Linked DNA regions of Homo sapiens: region 2 is linked to region 1. A link is a loop called in an ENCODE intact Hi-C map of the cell type or tissue named here. Cell type or tissue: CD4-positive, alpha-beta T cell. All regions are shown on one strand. Each heading gives the region's core, and the rest is flanking DNA. Links, peaks and the distances in the headings are about the cores only. Region 1 overlaps LINC02725 (long intergenic non-protein coding RNA 2725). Region 2 has its middle 160 kb from the start of MIR6090.

Region 1 (9,092 bases), core at 1,925-6,924:
TTGAAATCAGGAACTTCGATACATACATAAATTATCCCATTGAGCCCCTGGATGTTCATATGTATTATCTCTGTTTAATATTCACAGTTTGTCTCCATGAGGTCATACAGCTGCTTGAGGTTGCTCGGAGAGTAAGAAGCAGAATGAGAACTAGAACAGAAGCTCACTTTGGCCTGAAGGCTCATGTGCTGAGCATCTTCCCTTGTCTGTCTCCACCCCTAGCCTGGTGCCCAGCATGTAGAAGACCTTCAGTAAGTACCAGGTTGCTGACTAAGTAACTGAGGAAATGACTCACAATTGGACCATTCCCATGCTGAAATTCCACAAGAATCTTGTTATCGCCTGCACATTGCTTAGGCAAACATAATTCTAGACAAAAATGGAACCCCAGAAATCTCAGTCAACATCCCTCACTCAAAGCCTAGCACCTGGCTTCCTTCTAACAGTGCCCTCTGTTGAGTGTTCACCTGGGATTTCCAGGACTGCAGCTGCTGTCTCTTTATAAACCCAGGCCTGGGTCACAGGGTGGGGAGAAAACAATGAGTGTTTTGGTTGTTTGGTGATATCCGGTGCCACTTTGTGCCGCTTGTTGCAAATTCAGTCCCATTTCCTGTGAACTGCCTCCTTGGGCTTGACTCCCCAGCACCATACAGGGGCTTCAGGGACACTTGGAAAACAATCTGTGCTCTGACCTCGGTGTCCCTGGACCTATCAATTGCCTAAGGCAGGGAGACTGCTCATACTTCAAGTAGTGGCCTGGGGACAAGATGGATCAGGAAGTAGAAAATAGAAAAGGATGGGGGTGAGGAGCCAGGGCAGGAGAGGAAGGTTATAAGGAGGAACAATGAGAGATGGACAGCTTTTTATTCTCTACAGAATGGGCTGTTTCCTAGACGTCACGGGATCATCATGTGGTGGAGATTGCAAGAGGCCAGTTTGGGGGTGAGGAGGGATTGCCGAGTACATATTTTATCACTGTGATGTGACTCAAGGGCGTCATTCCCTGTAAACAACTTTTGAGTAGGAGGGTTTTCTCTGGATAAGAAATTAACCAGTTAGCAGTCAAGAAATGGCAAAAGCTCAAGTAACAATTCTGTATACTTAACAAAATACTGTTAAACTCATTCATTCATTCGTTCAGCAGAAGTATGTCCAGGTACATCTCTGTACAAGGCATTGGGCTGATTGTCAGTTATATAGCAGCCTCCAAGAACAACATCATATTCGACCCCAGGAACTATAGTCCAGTGGGAAACACAGACATTGAACAAAAAGTACAATGTGAAGAATATAGTAGGAGGAAAGAAACAGGAGCATGCATTATGTCATTTATTATTATTTTTATTTGAGACAGAGTCTTGCTGTCAGCCAGGCTACAGTACAGTGACATGATCTCATCTCACTGCAACCTCCACCTCCCAGGCTCAAGTAGTTCTCCTGCCTCAGCCTCCAGAGTAGCTGGGATTACAGGTGCCCACTACCACACCTGGCTAATTTTTGCATTTTTAGTAGGGATGGGATTTCACCATGTTGGCCAGGCTGATCTCGAACTCCTGACCTCAGCTAATCCGCCGGCCTTGGCCTCCCAAGATGCTGGGATTACAGGCATGAGCCCCCATACCCGGCCTATTTTTTAAATACAACTTTTTGATGATTAACCTCATTATAAACTTCATTTATTAATGCCATTTCACATTGAGGATCTGAGAGGTTAGGTGGTCAGGACTTGAACATGCACATTCCGCCTTAGTTCCTCCTCTCCTGTTACTCTGTAATCAATACCACAAAACCTCCCCAGCTCAGCTGCTTTCCACCCTTGTGGCCTGAGGCCTGAGACTGCTTCCACCATACTGAATACCATTCTGTGGTGCTTCAATGTTAACCCCTGTCATAAGCAACAGGCTCTGCAATAGTGTCCCCTGGCTTCTCAGCCCAATGCCTAAGGTGACCGACGCTCAATCAGCAACGCAATTATGCAATGAAAACAGCTACACAGGGAAAACCAGAACCATGAAAGTGGGTCAGGTCCAAACCATCTTTGTACCATGTGGCTTGCAGAAACCCAGATCTCGTTTGCTTGCTTGCTGATGCTGAATTTGGGGATATGCATGCCTTTTAAAATAAGAAAGTATTTATTCTTAGATGCTCTTAGACTGTTTTGAAGCTAGAGCCATTGTAGTTTTGCACACTTACTTCATAAAGGAACTGTACCTATAGTTTAAAAGTTGTTATTTGGTAATTGTCATGTAATGATTATCTCCTTGCTCTCCTTACCACTCTGATTGTATACAAGTTGATTTCCCTGTTTCAGGAGGGGTTTTCTGATGCATATACTATAGACAATCTTCTCTATTTACACTTCAGTTTTTAAAAAACTAAGCTTTTTTTTTTAAAAAAAGTGAAAGTCATAATCTGTTTCTTTTCAAAGTCCTAGATGCAATGGGATTAAACTTGGAGAAAATGGGATTAAACTTGGACAAACACTACCTATTTGGACTTGTGATGATGGCTTTCAAACTTCTTAAAGCAATGAAGTATTTTTTCCAGAAGAAACCTTACACAAGAAGCCCAGCACACTGAGTCAAGCATATGTAGGTGGAAGATATCTGGTTGAGACCAAGTAGAGATAAACCTGTAGATTCAACTGTGCCACCACAGTGAATTCTAAGAATCCACTGACTGTGATCTGTAAGCTCCTACTCCACAGGAGGTCAGGGCACACAGCTTGAAACCGGAAGGCAGAAGAGTGACAGGGAAGGGTCATGGACTCTGAAATTAGAGCTATCTGTGTTTTAATACTAGTTCCAATAGGCACATGGTCTTGGATAAATGGTTTAAATTATCTGAGTCTCAATTTCTTTCTCTGCAAAAAGGGATGATTAGTACATATGTAATAGGGTTTTTATAGAAAATTGTATAACTTGTTAAACACACATGTACTAAGTGCTTGGTGCCCAGTATGCACTGAATAAATGCTAGCTCCTTGCCTTTCATCTCTATGACCCTTCCCAAATCTCTCAGCCCCATATTGCTTCATGTAGTGTGTGTATATTTGGGAAAATTTGTGTGCATATTTACAGATGGGATCCTACTCTTCTATTGACAGACTGTCTTTTCAGATGTGCCTTACTTTCATTGCATTGGTTTTTCAACTGAAAGTGAACATAAAGGTTTTAAGCATGCCTAGGTCTTATCTTTTTGGTCAAATATCTAACACCCTCAATAACAGTTGTAAATCATTCTTTTGTAATTTGATCATTCATTTTTATAAAGTAAAACACAACTGCCCACTGTAAAAATAGACTTCATTTGCTCTTTTCTTCCAGTGCAGCAAATGACAGACACTTTAAGAACACACATTTAACTTCAGCAAACAAATCATGTATATTTTAGACATAACTGTCAAGTATAGAAATGATACCATCCAACTTACCAAACTATCACATAAGAATGCCCAATAGCAGACATTAGGATGGGGCAAAACTGAAAGAAGGATTGACTTCATCAAACCCTTGATGACATACAAAATGGAAACCATTCAAGTTCAACTGAAGAAAACGATATCCCACAAGATCTAGGGGTAAAAAGCAGACAAAGTTTAGGAATGAATTTAAACTACTGACTTACGTGTTGTCAGGAGTCTATTTCTATTCCTCAATTTTACTCCTTTTTGTACAACTGTGTGCATTCTCTCTCTGACTCTCTCTTCCTCCCTCCCAACACCCCCCACCCTCTTCTTGTTGCTGTTTCTCTCTATTTCTTCAGATCAAAGGGTTGATCTCTTCCAAATGTACATATTACAGATCCACACTCTTAGAAAAACAACAGAATCTCTCTAGTGCTTAATTTAATTTGTCCATCTAAAAGATATTACTTGGCCCAATTTGACCAAGCACCATCTACTGGACCAAATAATGGTGGCCAGAGAAGCATGGTCACAATGGGGAATGGGAATAAGATGGGGATCATATGGGGACTAAGAATGGGCAAGAACATCTCCCAGAGTGGTAAGAGAAACAATCTAATGGGCATATATTCCCAGTGTCCTCAAATACTCCTCTACCCTAAATTGCTTGCTCTGCTCTTGGGCCTTTGGATGTGCTGACCTGAGTAGTGGTAACAAGTTCAGAATTGTAGGGAAAGGGCTATGAGTTTATATTTTAAGGGCAGAGAGTGGCATTTATGCAGTGGAAACACATGGAAGATGAGTAGGATTGTGAAGGATAAACTTGGGAAAAGAACAATGACCTGAAGAGTACTAATAAATGCAGGGATGGGTGACCAGAAAGAAAGGATAGATAGGAGGAAAATCTTAGAGTAAAACTGGCAAAAGTTCACGGCCAGTTTAGTTAATGGAATCAAGGACAGTGAAAACGCAATGATAACTTCAGTGTTCTGGTTCTGATGACCAAAGAAGGTCATCATTGTGATGGATATTTTCTCTTATTTCATAACCTCTGCTCTATGCTCTGTGTGATTCCTCTCCTTCCATTCAACTTGCCTTGCATTTTCCGGAGTCTACTCCTTGGCTAAATAGGGTCCTTCTTTCTCAGTAGCCCTTACTACCGAATTAAATCATGGTGCCAGGGCTCATTCTGCTTTGTTTCTGGAAACCTGCCAAGCATGCTCCTGCCTTGGGGGCTTGCACTGATTCGTTGCTCCATATTGAAATGTTATTTGCATGGTCACCTGTGGCCCTGATATGGTTTGGCTGTGTCCCCACCCAGATCTCGAATTGTAGCTCTCATAATTCCCACGTCATGGGAGGGACCCAGTGGAAAGTAACTGATTCATGAGAGCAGGTGTTTCCCCCATACTGTTCTCATGATAGTGGTATAAGTCTCACAAGATCTGATGGTTTTTATAAAGGGGAGTTTCCCTGCACATGCTCTCTCTCTCGCCTGTTGCCATGTAAGATGTGCCTTTTCTCCTCCTTTGCCGCCCACCGTGATTGTGAAGCCTCCCCAGCCACGTGGAACTGTGAGTCCATTAAACCTCTTTCCTTTGTAAATTACCTGGTCTTGGGTATGTCTTTATCAGCAGCATGAGAACAGACTAATACAGGCTCCTATCCACACTTCCTCAGGACTCTCTCAGAGACCCCTTGCCTTACCAGCCTATGTTATTCCCAGTAGCCTTCTATCCCTGTATCTGGCTTTAGCTTATTCATGACCTGATATTTTACCATCAGGAAATAAATATAAATATCAACAATGAAAGTATAAATGAATGATATCTCTTTTCTTGACCATCCCTACACAACAGAATCCAAGTTTCATGACAGCAGGGATATGTGTGGCTTACTGCAGTACTTTTACCTCCTAGAAGTCTCCTAGGCCAATGGTAGATGCTCGATTAATATTTGTAGGATGAATAAGTGAAAAAAGTTTTGACTAGGGTCAGTAGTGTTAATCTTGGTTCAAAATAAAACATGAGGTAAAAATAAACGAGTAAGAAAAGAAACAATTTAACAGACGATGGCTTTTCCCACTTTTATGTGATGTTGCCTAGGCTTTGCCATTTTATTGAATGGACAAACTTCTTTATGACATAACTTCCCTCTCACTCTCTCCTCCCAATAGCATAAAATAATGTAAAAGTCAGGAGATCAAAATCTAGCAGACCCAATTTCAGTTCAATATAATATTGTAACATTAACCATAAAAACCATAGAAAAAAACCTAGACAATACCATTCAGGACATAGGCATGGGCAAAGACTTCATGACTAAAACACCAAAAGCAATTGCAACAACAGCCAAAAAGTGACAAATGGGATCTAATTAACCTAGAGTTTCTGCACAGCAAAATAAACTATCATCAGAGTAAACAGACAACCTACAGAATTAGAGAAAATGTTTTCAATCTATCCACCTGACAAAGGGCTAATATCCAGAACCTAAAAGGAACTTAAACAAATTTACAAGAAAAAAACAACCCCATCAAAAAGTGCGTGAAGGGTATGAACAGACACTTTTCAAAAGAAGACATTTATGTGGCCAACAAACATATGAAAAAAAGCTCATCATCACTTGTCATTAGAGAAATGCAAATCAAAACCACAACGAGATACCGTCTCATGACAGTTAGAATGGCGATCATTGAAAAGTCAGAAAACAACAGATGCTGGAGAGGGTGTAGAGAAATAGGAATGCTTTTACACTGTTGGTGGGAGTGTAAATTAGTTCAACCATTGTGGAAGATAGTGTGGTGATTCCTCAGGGATCTAGAACTAGAAATATCATTTGATCCAGCAATCCCATTACTGGGTATATACCAAAAGGATAATAAATCATTCTACTATAAAGACACATGTACACGTATGTTTATTGCAGCACTATTCACAATAGCAAAGACTTGGAATACTATGCAGCCATAAAAAATGATGAGTTCATGTCCTTTGCAGGGACATGAATGAAGCTGGAAACCATCATTCTCAGCAAACTAACACAGAAACAGAAAACCAAACACCACGTGTTCTCACTCATAAGTAGGAGTTGAAGAATGAGAACATGTGGACACAGGGAGGGGAACATCACACACTGGGTCCTGTTGAGCGCTGGGGGACAAGGGGAGGAGTAGCATTAGGAGAAATACCTAAAGTAAATGATGGGTTGATGGGTGTAGCAAACCACCATGGCACATGTATACCTATGTAACAAACCTGCACGTTCTGCACATGTATCCCAGAACTTAAAGTATAATAAATTTAAAAAAAGAAAAAAAATTGTTGTCTTCTCTGTGCCCGTTTTCTTTTATTTTAAAATGGCCTGAAATAATTTAATATGTGTTATGGATTAAATCGTGTCCCTCAAAAAGATGTTGAAATCCTAAGCCCCTTATCTGTGAGTGTGAACTTATTTGAAATAGGGCTTTTGCAGATGATTAAGTTGATATGGGGTCCCTTCAAGGGGAGCCAATAATATTGGATTACAGCTCACTATAATGACCCCATATCAACTGGGAGATACAGAGACAGGTATGTACAGAGCAAAAATTAAGTGAAGACACAGAGAGAAGATGTCTGTCTACAAGCCAAGGAACGCATGAAGCTAGGAGAGAAGTATGGAGCAGATTCTGCCTCGCAGCCCTCAGAAGGAACCGGCAACCAACCCTGCTGATAACCTTGATGTCAGACTTCCAGCCTCTAGAACAGGGAAGCCAAAATTCTGTTGTTTAAGCCACCTGGTATTTAAACCACAAGGTATTTATGGAACTTTGCTACAACAGTCCTAACAAACTAATACAATGTGAAATACACACACACACACACACAGCAGCAGCAGCAGCTCTGTGCCCAACATAGATATCTAGCTCTGTCACTTATGCTTATTTATCCATCTTTTCTCTCGTCTCTTTCCCTCCAGAAGCTGCAATGAGGAGAGGAACCTGGTTTATTTCAAGGGACACAGAGTTAGGGTTCTTCAGAAGATCACTTTCTTGTTCTACAGGCCAATAGGGGAGTAGCAGGGAACACAATTTTGTGAATGAGGAGAAAGCTAGCCATGGAGCCTTTGGAACATCTGTTGGAGTCCCCCACTTATTCAGGACCAGATGCTAATGGTGTACGCAATTGCACATGGAGGGAAGTTTCACTGACACTAATGAGCCATTCATTGTCCTGCACTCCAGGGCTCCTCCCACAAGGCCTGTTTTCAGATGTTCTACATTAAGTGAAATGCAGCACCCAGTTTCCATAGGAACTGAAGGCAAAGGCTCCCAGAAGGCCACATATGTTAGCATAGACTGATGCTCTGGGAGACTGCAGGCATTGATTCATCTGAGAGTGAATGAGCATTTTTTCACATCTGCTATTGCCAGGCACCATGTTAGGCACTAGAGACACAACCCAAAGAATAAATTCAGGGGCTGAGGCAGACAAGCAAAAATGATCATGTAAAAATGCTGTTACACAGTAAAGGGGCGGGTCACTGAGTTCACAGGATGGGCCTCTACCTAAGCTTTGAGCCAGGGAAAAACAAACAAACACGTATTCTAGAGAAGGAACCCTGTAACCTCTGAGGTGTCAAGGGCATGGAGACAAGTCAGGCAGGATGGCAGGAAGAGGACAAGGAGGCAGCTCTTCCCGACAGAGGGAGAATTGGCTGTGTCTCTAGGAATGTGGATGAAAGAAATCTAACTTGGAATGCCTGGCTTCAAAACTCAGCTGCCCTGTTGACTGTGCTCTGTGATGTGAGGCTTTCAGAAATACCTGAATTCCACCAGCCAGGATGTCCTGAAGTGTTCTAAAACCTCACCCTTCCCTCAGAAGTGTGGACTGCAGCTTCATTCAGCATTCATAAGGCTGGTTCAACGTCCAGCTCTGGAGAAAGCAAGTGCTTCTTATGTAACGTGAGGCACGTCTCCAGCAGCAGCCACCTCACATCCCAGCCCCGCACATCATGTCACACATTCCTGACTCCTCACACTACCCTAAAAAATGTGTGTTATCGAAGATTGATGTTCCCTGCCTTTGAACTCAGCCTAGGCTTTTATATGCTATTAAGGACAAGGGTAAAACCCGAGTCCCACTGTGAAAGTCATTCCAGTTGTCTCCATGGTCCATTTTCCCAGCAGGGTCACTTTGGCACACAGAGAAAGCGAAGGCCTGGGAACAGACTTGCAAGGAATTATGGAAAACATATTTGGCTGAGACACTTTGCTTGACTTCTACAATTTCCATTGTCCCTGCCCATGTTTCCAAATGACAAATGTATCTCCAATTGAGACACTGCAAAGTGCCTCGTATATAGTAGTTATTAATTATATGTGATATAAAATTATATATACATATACGCATGTAATTATGCATGTTTTTATATGTAATTATGTATACATATATAGTATGCATATGTGTATATATACACATATAGTATGCATATATGTACATATACATATATACATATATACATGTATGCATATGTGTATATATACATATAAATACATATATACAAATGTATATGTATATATACAATGTACACATGCATATGTATATATAAATATACATATACATGTATATGTATATTTGTGCATATACAAATATACATATACATGTATACGCATATAAAACATGCATATATATTAACATATTCA
Region 2 (9,092 bases), core at 2,610-7,609, 180 kb after region 1:
ATTCACCACAGCCTCTTATGTTATTATAATCACCTGTAAGTTATGCAATGGTGATAAATGGCATAAAGCTTTAAAGGTTTCAGATAATCATACCTATTTTATTCTCTCTCTCTCTCTCTCTCACCTCCTGAGCTCAAGCAATCCTCCCTCCTCAGCCTCCTAAGTATCTGGGACTACAAGCATGTGCCACCCTACCTAGCTAATTTTTTAAATGTTTTTGTAGAGATGGGGTCTCATTATGTTTCCCAAGCTCATCTCAAACTCCTGGGCTCAAGCAGTCCTCTCCCCTGGGCCTCCCAAAGTCCTGGGATTACAGGTATGAGTTACTGTTCCCAGCTCCTATTTTCTAATCTCCTCCCACACATTCCCCAATCTTTCATAATCTAGGTTCTGCTCCCATCACTGATGGAAACTGCTTACTTAAAAGTGACCTGAGAGCTTCCAAATGCCTCTCCCCTCTCACACCTCTTCCTGCTCACCTGCGGACCCCCATCAGAGGGACCACTTCTACCATGTGACAGCACCCCCCTTACTTTCTGTCACCCAGCCCAGCACTGGTTGCCTTCCACTTATTTAGACTTTTCTATCAGCCCATGTTGCCGAGACTTTCATCTGAATCTTCCCCTTATGTGCAATCCTTATGTTCAGCTTTGGTTTATTCACTTACCTAATAGTGTTATTATTAAGTGCCCATGAATGCCAAAGCCACTTCCAACAACATATCAAACTGATTATCTGAAAACCTTCCAATTACAAAATACCTAGAAAACTCAGTAATTATATAAGAAGTAGTTTAAATAAGGGGGAAAAAACACAACAAGAAACATGAAAGTAGGAGGAAAATTTTTTAAAAGATAGTATGCAGGGTATCAAACAATCCCATCTTTTCTCAAGCAAAATCCAAACCCATATTTTTGACCACCTACTATACAGTCTCTTTTGACTACGCTATAAAAGGCTTAAGCTCAAAGTGGTGAGAAATGAGCTAAATATCTTTCTTCAAAATGTTTCTTCACATTTGTTCCCAGGCTAAGTACACAGAAACATAAATCTTCTGTTCATACATTCCCAGAATTTCTAAGTCATCTTTTACCTACCCTCTCTTTGGTCCTGCTGTAACCTGGAATCCAGTGTACCTGGGAAGAGTCCTGGTACCTATGAGTCTATCTGGTTACTTCCTATTCATTTTCTCCATTTCCTAAGTCCCCGTGGCTAGACTTCCTTACCTTGTGCATTCTCTAAATCCTCTCCTGAGACCAAAATCCTTCTCTAAGAAGCTGGTGTCCTGACACTGTCTAGTTTTTACCAAACCCTTCCGTGAGATCTTCTGTGCCATAACAGCATTACCTCAATGACATTACTGTTATTTGGGGCATCACACTTGACTAAATATATCCTCTGTCACACTGAACCTATAGCCAGATTCCTAGCTTACAGCCCTTAGCTTAAATATTGATCCTGGCAAATTTAGCAACTTGAAAGTCTGCTGTCAACATGCCCTTTGCTCTGTCCTGGAGGAGAATATTTCTTTCATATAGGGATACACCTTGAACCTGAACTAGACAATTACTGGGATGCTGGTATTTCAGGACATATATCTGGGTGCGTAACTGGTGTATTTGAACTTTGCCTACCAGAAGTTTATTTGCATGAGGATCTCATGAGCATCTTGGGAGAAAACACTTCTCAAGAGAAGAAAGAGTTAGGCAGGCCAAGAAATAAAGTCTCAGTCACTGAAAAGAAGGAATAACTCTGAGTTTGATGTGGTATTAGTACATTGGATATCCCTCCAAGTCCAGCAAACCATGGAGTCCTCTATGTGAGCTTTACAAAAATGGTGAGTCGGCTATAAGGCCTGAAATGGAGAAGCATTAATTAGAGGCTATTGGTGCTGTGATAATTACCAGACTGAATTCCTGGCTGCCACTTGTGCATGCAAGAGTGAAAAGGCAGCTCAGGCCTGGGGCCAGTGAGAGGATTAACTGGGGGAAAAGCCACTCATTCTCACAACAATCCAATGCCCCAGAGCCCATGGGATGAAAACTGTGACTTAAAATTCAGCATAGAACACAGAATAAAAAAGATCAGAAGGGCATGAGATGAAGGAAGAACCGGGAAGAAGCAACAGGCACAAGAGTAGTTTCAGGACATAGAATTGGTACAAGTATCTCAGCTCCAAGGAGCTCACACCTCCTCTCTTTTCACCCAGTAGATTTACATTTCACTACGACTTGCCAGCATCACAGTCTCATGCTCCTCTCCATTTCTGCAGCAAGGTAGCTTATGAGCAAGAAGCTGTGGCAGCAAGTGCTGGGGCAGAAGGTCGTGCTGTGACAAACTAGTTTAACCACCCCCTCCCCATACACCCCCAACCACTTTCAACATAGCCTGGTTCAGCCACTGAGGCTTGCTTAATTATAATTAACTCTCCTCATCTGCCTTACATGTCTTCCTTTTCCCCTTTCCTTTATCTTTATTTTTAAGCCATGGTCAAATGCTTGTTTTTCAAAGTCTCTCTCCCTCCTACATGTTAAACAAGGTTAAACAAGAGGCAGGATGTGAAGTGCGCATTCTCATATCTCCTAAGATGACTCTTGAAAAATCAAGTATGACTCTTGAAAAATCAATATTGCCATGAAAACTGTCAGGATTCCCTGCTCCAAATAATGAATAAATGAAATGACTGGTCTAAAGATCAGCAACAAATTGGAGACAGAACAGAGGTGACTCTAAATATGTAATTTATCCCCTTAAACAAAAGGAAATTGATCTCTTATTGAATTATATCCACTTGATACTGACAAAGTAACTTACTGTGTATTTAACATAGTAGAAATGCTAGATCAATAACAGATGGAGTCATATTGTGGCTTCTGGTCATAACTCCAGAGCATGAATGGACCCATATGTTTCTAAGCACCCTGGACAGTTCCTTTGCTCTCATCAGCTCTACCACTTGCATCTTCTCATTGGGATAACTGCGTCATATTATCGCTACATGGGTTTTAAAATCCTGTGTCAGAAATCGTATTAACTGTCATTGGGCTCAAACTCCTTTATTGAGAGGTGAAGAAATTAGGACCCAGAGGGGTATTACATTGTTCAAGGTCACTATCTAGTGCAGGAAAAAAATTTCAAGTCTCCTAAGTCTGATTCTGAAAGTCCTTTCTACAACATACCGAGGTTTCCTAGCTTCCTCCTAATAATTATTTTTTAAAATAAGAGAAGCCAAGAAGCTTATCAGACTTTCAAGATATTTATTTGCCAGAGTTAACTTTCTCTCCTCTCTCACCCTTCGTAATCAGAAACCGTGATCCAGAAGGAACATGTATCATTCTTTCCATGTTTTCCATGCCTAGATGAGGTTTAAACTCTATCTTATCTACTTATATATTTGCGTTTTTTAATATTTCTGTAGATAGTTGGGACATAAAGATGTCAGAAAACCAGTATTTCCAAGTAACGTGCCTCACATACAGGAAATGGGAGCTTACATTCCCTTTAAGACATTATCATAGATGTACAAAAATATGATTGATTCAAAGTATTCTTAACATAATAATACATCTTTGAACGGTAATTGTGCCTTGATTTCCAGCACATATTTCTATCAATAACTTCATTTTAAAATCACTAGGGCCTTCTGTTGTTGTTGCTTCTGAAAGCTGATACTAGAAGTGATGTACTCCAAGAAGCCCCTTTGAAAACTTTGTTATGTAATATTACTTACAACAATCCATCCTTTCCTTTCTGCATTACCACTGTATTGCCGATTTTCCTTCTGCGTCAGTTTTTGTTTATAAACATTAACGCATCACATTTTAGGCTCTGCTAAGGTGAAATGCTGTCAAAATAAATATACTTTTTCAAAACTCATTTCCATTTCCTCTCTTCCCCAATTTCCTATTGCAATAAAGCTCTTCTTCTTTTTTGTTAATGTCCTTGATTTTGACATTGTTTTTCCTAACAGGCTTCGAAAATACCATCTTTACCAATGTGATTATTCTAGAACACATCTATTCTCAATTCTTATATTCTTACATATCTTTTTCCTAGCCCTGCCTTTCATCCTTTTTGGCCAACTAAAGAAGTCCTCCCACCACCCAACTTTTCACGTCATCTGTAACACTAAAACTATTTCAAGTTTTAACCGCTGCTAGAAAGAGGATTTTAACAACCCATGATTTGCCACAGCCATACATTTTATTTGTATACCATCCTGTCCTTTATCTAGAACTAGACTGTCTATCATTTCTTCCTTCAATATGGTGTGGTCATATTGCCAACAATACACATTTTGAGCATCAACCTTACTTAAGGACACAAAAGCTATGAAACATGTTGTATACCACTGAAAGCTACAGGCAGTATGTGATTCAGATGATGGATGCTCCATAATGGATAAAAGGTTCAGAGAAATTCTTCCGGGTCAGATCAAGCTGGAAATGGCAGTGAAGAAAGGGGAGAACATAGCCCATTGGAAAGGAAGAGGAAAATTGTTCCACAGGTTATGCCTTGATTTAATAATTGGTTGTATAATATTGGTAGATATGTAAACATAATTCAATTAAAAAAGACTTCCAAAAAATCTTTCTAAAAGACAAAAATATCATCTATTTATATGCACTGAAGCAAAAATTAAAAAACTTCTTTATATTAGCCGGAGGCGGTGGTGCATGTTGTGAGCCCAGCTACTCAGGAGGCTTAGGCTGGAGAATCATTTGAGCCCAGGAGTTCAAGGCCAGCCTGAGCAATAGTAAGACCCTCATCTCAAAAAATAAATTAATTAAAATAAAGATAGAGATAACTTTATATTAATTTTCTGAATATTAAAAACATAAGCAAAGTAATATATACTTGGCATATATTTATATACTTTAATCAGTTTATTAGTCATAGCTGCCTCTAAAACTGTGTCAGGAGTATTTTTTTGAAGAATATATATTTTATTAAGTTAGTACTGTTATTTTTCAGTTTTTCCTTAAAGTTTTCTACAATCTGCTTAAAAGCTGAATTTTCATTTCATCAACTTGTAATTACTGGCATTATCAATTCTTCTTTTAGCCCATTTTACTTTTTATTGAGAAAACACTGTAAGTGCTTAGGGGAATTAAGAACAAATTCTGCTAAAGAGGGGATATTCTTAATTCTAATTTTTTTACAAGGAAATATGTAAGCATTTCAGCTCAAAGATTCTTAAAGTTTCTGCTTTTGGATTCCAACCAAATTATTTTATTTTATTTTATTTTACTTTTTTACAAGATCTGGCTCTATCACCCAGGCTGGAGTGAAGGAGTGCAATCTAGTCTCAATGCAACCTCTGCCTCCCAGGCTGAAACCACCCTCTCGCCTCAGCTTCCCGAGTAGCTAGGATGACAGGCACGCACCACCACCCCCGGATAATTTTTGTTTTTGTTTTTGTTCTCACTTTCGTTTTCGTTTTGGTAGAGACGAGGGTTTTGCCATGTTACCCAGGCTGGTCTCGTAAGCTCAAGCGATCAGCCTGTCTCGGCCTCCCAAAGTGCTGGGACTACAGGTGGGAGCCAATGCACCCAGCCCAAATTACTTTATTTGACAAATGTTTTATAGGCTCAAACCTTTCAAATAACATATCTCTATTTATAATTTTTCAATGTCTCACAGAATGTAAATGCTGTAAAATTATAAGTCATCTCAACTTAATTCCATTCTTTTAGAGAATATAAGTGCATCTAATTAAAAATAAAAGTTCCATTTAAAAAATCTTCCCCCAAATAGGTATATTTCAAATTTCCATTGAATTTCAGAATTAGAGCTTCTATTTGAGCTCTCAGTCTCATTTGACCAGGTAAGCCCCTGCATTTGTATTCAAAGTCAGTTCCTCTTCTGTATTTTTTATTTTCAAGATATTTCTGCTTGCAAATTTTGTTTTTAGTAATTGCAGTTTTCTAAAATCTTCAAAAGGTAAAGTTTTGTTGTATGCAAATCATTTAAAGTTATGGTAAAATTTAAAAACTTAGCCAGGCATGGTGTCATATACCTGTAGTCCCAGATGCTCAGGAGGCTGAGTCAGGAAGACTGCTTGAGTCCAGGAGTTCAAGGCTGCAGTGAACTTTGATTAAACCAACACACTCCAACCTGGGCCACAAAAGTAGACCCTCTCTCAAAAAAAAAATTTTTTTAATTAAAGAAAGATTCCCAAATGACTTGGACCAAAACACAATTAAATTTCAGAGAACTTATTTATAAAAAACCATGTAATAACTTTATAAGACATTCAGGTCAATTAATATAAAATTTAAACATTTGTAAAATTGATGGCAGGTAGAAAAGGACATCTTTTTATTTATATTTTTTTATATTTAAAATTTATAACAAAAAATTTAAATTTACCTATTAGCTCTAATGCTCTAAGGCATTCATTATATGTATCAAAAACTTTTCTTGTGCACATGAGAATAGTATTCCTTATATACCATCTTGGCAGAATTGAGAAAATATCTCTCAAATAACATTTTTGTCTTCTGTCATTCAGATAAGAAACTTGGTAGAATATACTAATATAAAATTGGCAACATGTAACTGCTAGTGAATATTTTATTCTCTACATGGGGCCAACACAATAGTTGCTATTACTTTGGTTTTTGTATTATGCCTGCAGAAAAACTTGGAATTAAAAACAAAAAGAAATTAAATTGGAAGAACAGCCATTTAAAACCATACATGAAAAGTCAAGCTTCAAGCATTATACGTAAAAAGCACCTTCTAGAACTACAGATACTAAATTATTGTCTTCAGGTACCATCTTCTTAAAATAACTACTAATTTTCTAGGAGATGCTGATGCCACTTCAGCAGATTTGTGTGTTCTTGTTTCTATGTGGTCAGTGAGAGCACCACAGCCTCCGGGGTAGATGGTGCCCCTGGACAAATACTTGGTGCAAGTTACAGAGTCATCACCAACTTTCTTGAGAATGAAAACTTAGTACTTAAACTGTTATTAAACAGGCATTTTGATTATTTTTTAACTTATTTCTGTCAAAAGGGTTTATTGCAAAAATAAAAAAGTATTACAAAGCAATGAAATAGTGGCTATAGATCTATACCATACAATAAGTAGCAAAAATACCATAGCAAAATCATGCACACGACTCACTCCATTCTCTATACGCTGTAGAGTGTACAGGACTGCTTGGCTTCTATATCATGTCCGTCTAATAGAATTTCCCACCCTTGCGGTCGATCCTGCTGACTGGAAGCCTGACAGCCTCACACGTCTCTCAGGCCATGTCACAACTGGCTAGTGAAGCAAGGGTCCATGAGCACAGCAACTTCCAGAGCTTCTCCCAGCTCCACTCACGGCCAGAAAGAATTAGCTACCCCACACTGCTCGTATCTAAACACGCTTTATTATATCATTGAGCATCTGGCATTCCTCCCTTGAAATGGAAGCATTAATTAGCTGTATCCAGAAAGAGGGCCTTAACTACATGTCAAGCTGAGACCTCCTTTCACTATGTGTGAGTCTCATATAGACTAGAAGAGCTCACAGCAGAACCCTTGGGTACAAAGTGGAGGTCTCCCAAACTCAACCCAACAATGTGGTCCTATCAGTTTAGTGCAACCATTAATACTAATGCTTTGTTAGAGAATAAAAAATCCAGAGCTAATGCTAAACTAGCTAGGATGCCGAGCAAAAGGCAAAACCTGGAGACTGTTGAAACTGAGACATATATCACTCCTACTGTATTAGTCCATTTTCACATTGCTGATAAAGACACTCTCGAGACTGGGTAATTTATAAAGAAAAAGAAGTTTAATGGACTTACAGTTCCATGTGGCTGGGGAGGCCTCACAATCATGGCAGGAGGTGAAAGTCACATCTTACATGGTACCAGACAAGAGAGAATGAGAACCACGCAAAAAAAGCAATCCCTTATAAAAACCATGGATCTCATGTGACTTATTCACTACCACAAGAACAGTATGGGGGAAACCACTCCCATGATTCAATTACCTCCCACTGGGTACCTCCCACAACACATGGGAATTATGGGAGCTACAATTCAAGATGAGGTTTGGGTGGGGACACAGAAAAACCATATCACCTACCATAAGCAAACCACAAAAATACATTTTAAACAAAAATTTTCTTAAAATATTTAAATTTCTACATTATAATGTTCAGTAAAGATCATGGTTTTTCTACATAGTTTCTCTACTTTAAAAAATGTCTCTGCTCAGATGAGACTTTGTGTATTCCAGATGGCTTTACAAAACATTAGGTTAAACCGAATGAAGTTGCCCTCTTTGTCATTCAGAAACAGTTGAGTATCACCAAGTTTGTACTGATAATCCTAATATTTAAAACAACCTATAGTTCAGAAGATATGTTGTTGAAACTGAAGAGTAAAAAGAGTTTCGGAGAAACAATAAGAGGACAACATTAAGAAAATATGCACATCCCGAAGAGAATTAGAATGTGGAACATCAAGAGTCATAAAAGTTATACAAAGGTCTTTGCTTTAATTATGTTCCTAAAAATTTATAAAATGTGTTTTGAGCAATGCTTACCCTGAAATATTCTTAAGGGGGTATGAGTTCAAAAACAAAAAAGAAACCAGAGGTTCATAGAGGATACCAGTAATTTGTCTGGCACTTTGCAAAGTGAGAAAGAGAATTGAAAACTGAATGGGACTGATTAGACAAGAAAAGAAAGAAAAGCAAGAACAGATTCTCGGGGAAGAGTGGGCCTTGCCCTGAGGTGTACCAGTCACGCACTTAAAACCCTTTAACATCAAAACCCTGTTTAGCACATGCTAACGCCCAGCTGGAGACAATTTTCAATTCTCCCCTTAATTTTTCTCAGCTGCTGAACTTGTAAGACCCCCCCCCACCCCAACTACATAACGCTCATGTCATGGTTGAAGCTGTCTCACTCTATGCCATAGCATGGGATTTACTGCACTGGTGAGTTACGAGGGAAACTGTCTTATTTTAATTTGGGATGAAAGGGTAGCATGGGGGATTGGGGGACAACTGTACTGGTCTTAGACCTATGATCCACCACAGCTTTGTTACAAACTAGTTGTGTCAACAGACAGTCACTGCTTT

Evidence for each region. Hi-C counts contacts between places; a loop is a spot of excess contacts. Peaks named below come from ENCODE experiments on the same cell type or tissue, not always from the same donor. Only the 100,000 strongest peaks of a DNase experiment are listed, where the experiment ranks them.
Region 2: it touches region 1 in a loop (2.1-fold over the local background); 1 of 110 quality-filtered maps calls a loop at or near these places.

What each region holds. Positions count from the first base shown.
Region 1 is chr11:128,180,373-128,189,464 of GRCh38, forward strand. LINC02725 (long intergenic non-protein coding RNA 2725) reads left to right here. Exons shown (of 6, transcript NR_183639.1): 5 at 88-251; 6 at 2,429-3,184. Among named protein-coding and RNA genes, the nearest start is that of LINC02098, 24 kb to the right of the region's middle. In CD4-positive, alpha-beta T cell, for the core only: no CTCF peak of the experiment used is centred there; no DNase peak of the experiment used is centred there.
Region 2 is chr11:128,362,379-128,371,470 of GRCh38, forward strand. No RefSeq gene overlaps it. Among named protein-coding and RNA genes, the nearest start is that of MIR6090, 160 kb to the right of the region's middle. RefSeq lists an enhancer at 5,346-5,435. In CD4-positive, alpha-beta T cell, for the core only: no CTCF peak of the experiment used is centred there; DNase peaks (open chromatin) are centred at 2,943 and 5,413; H3K4me3 peaks cover 567 bases.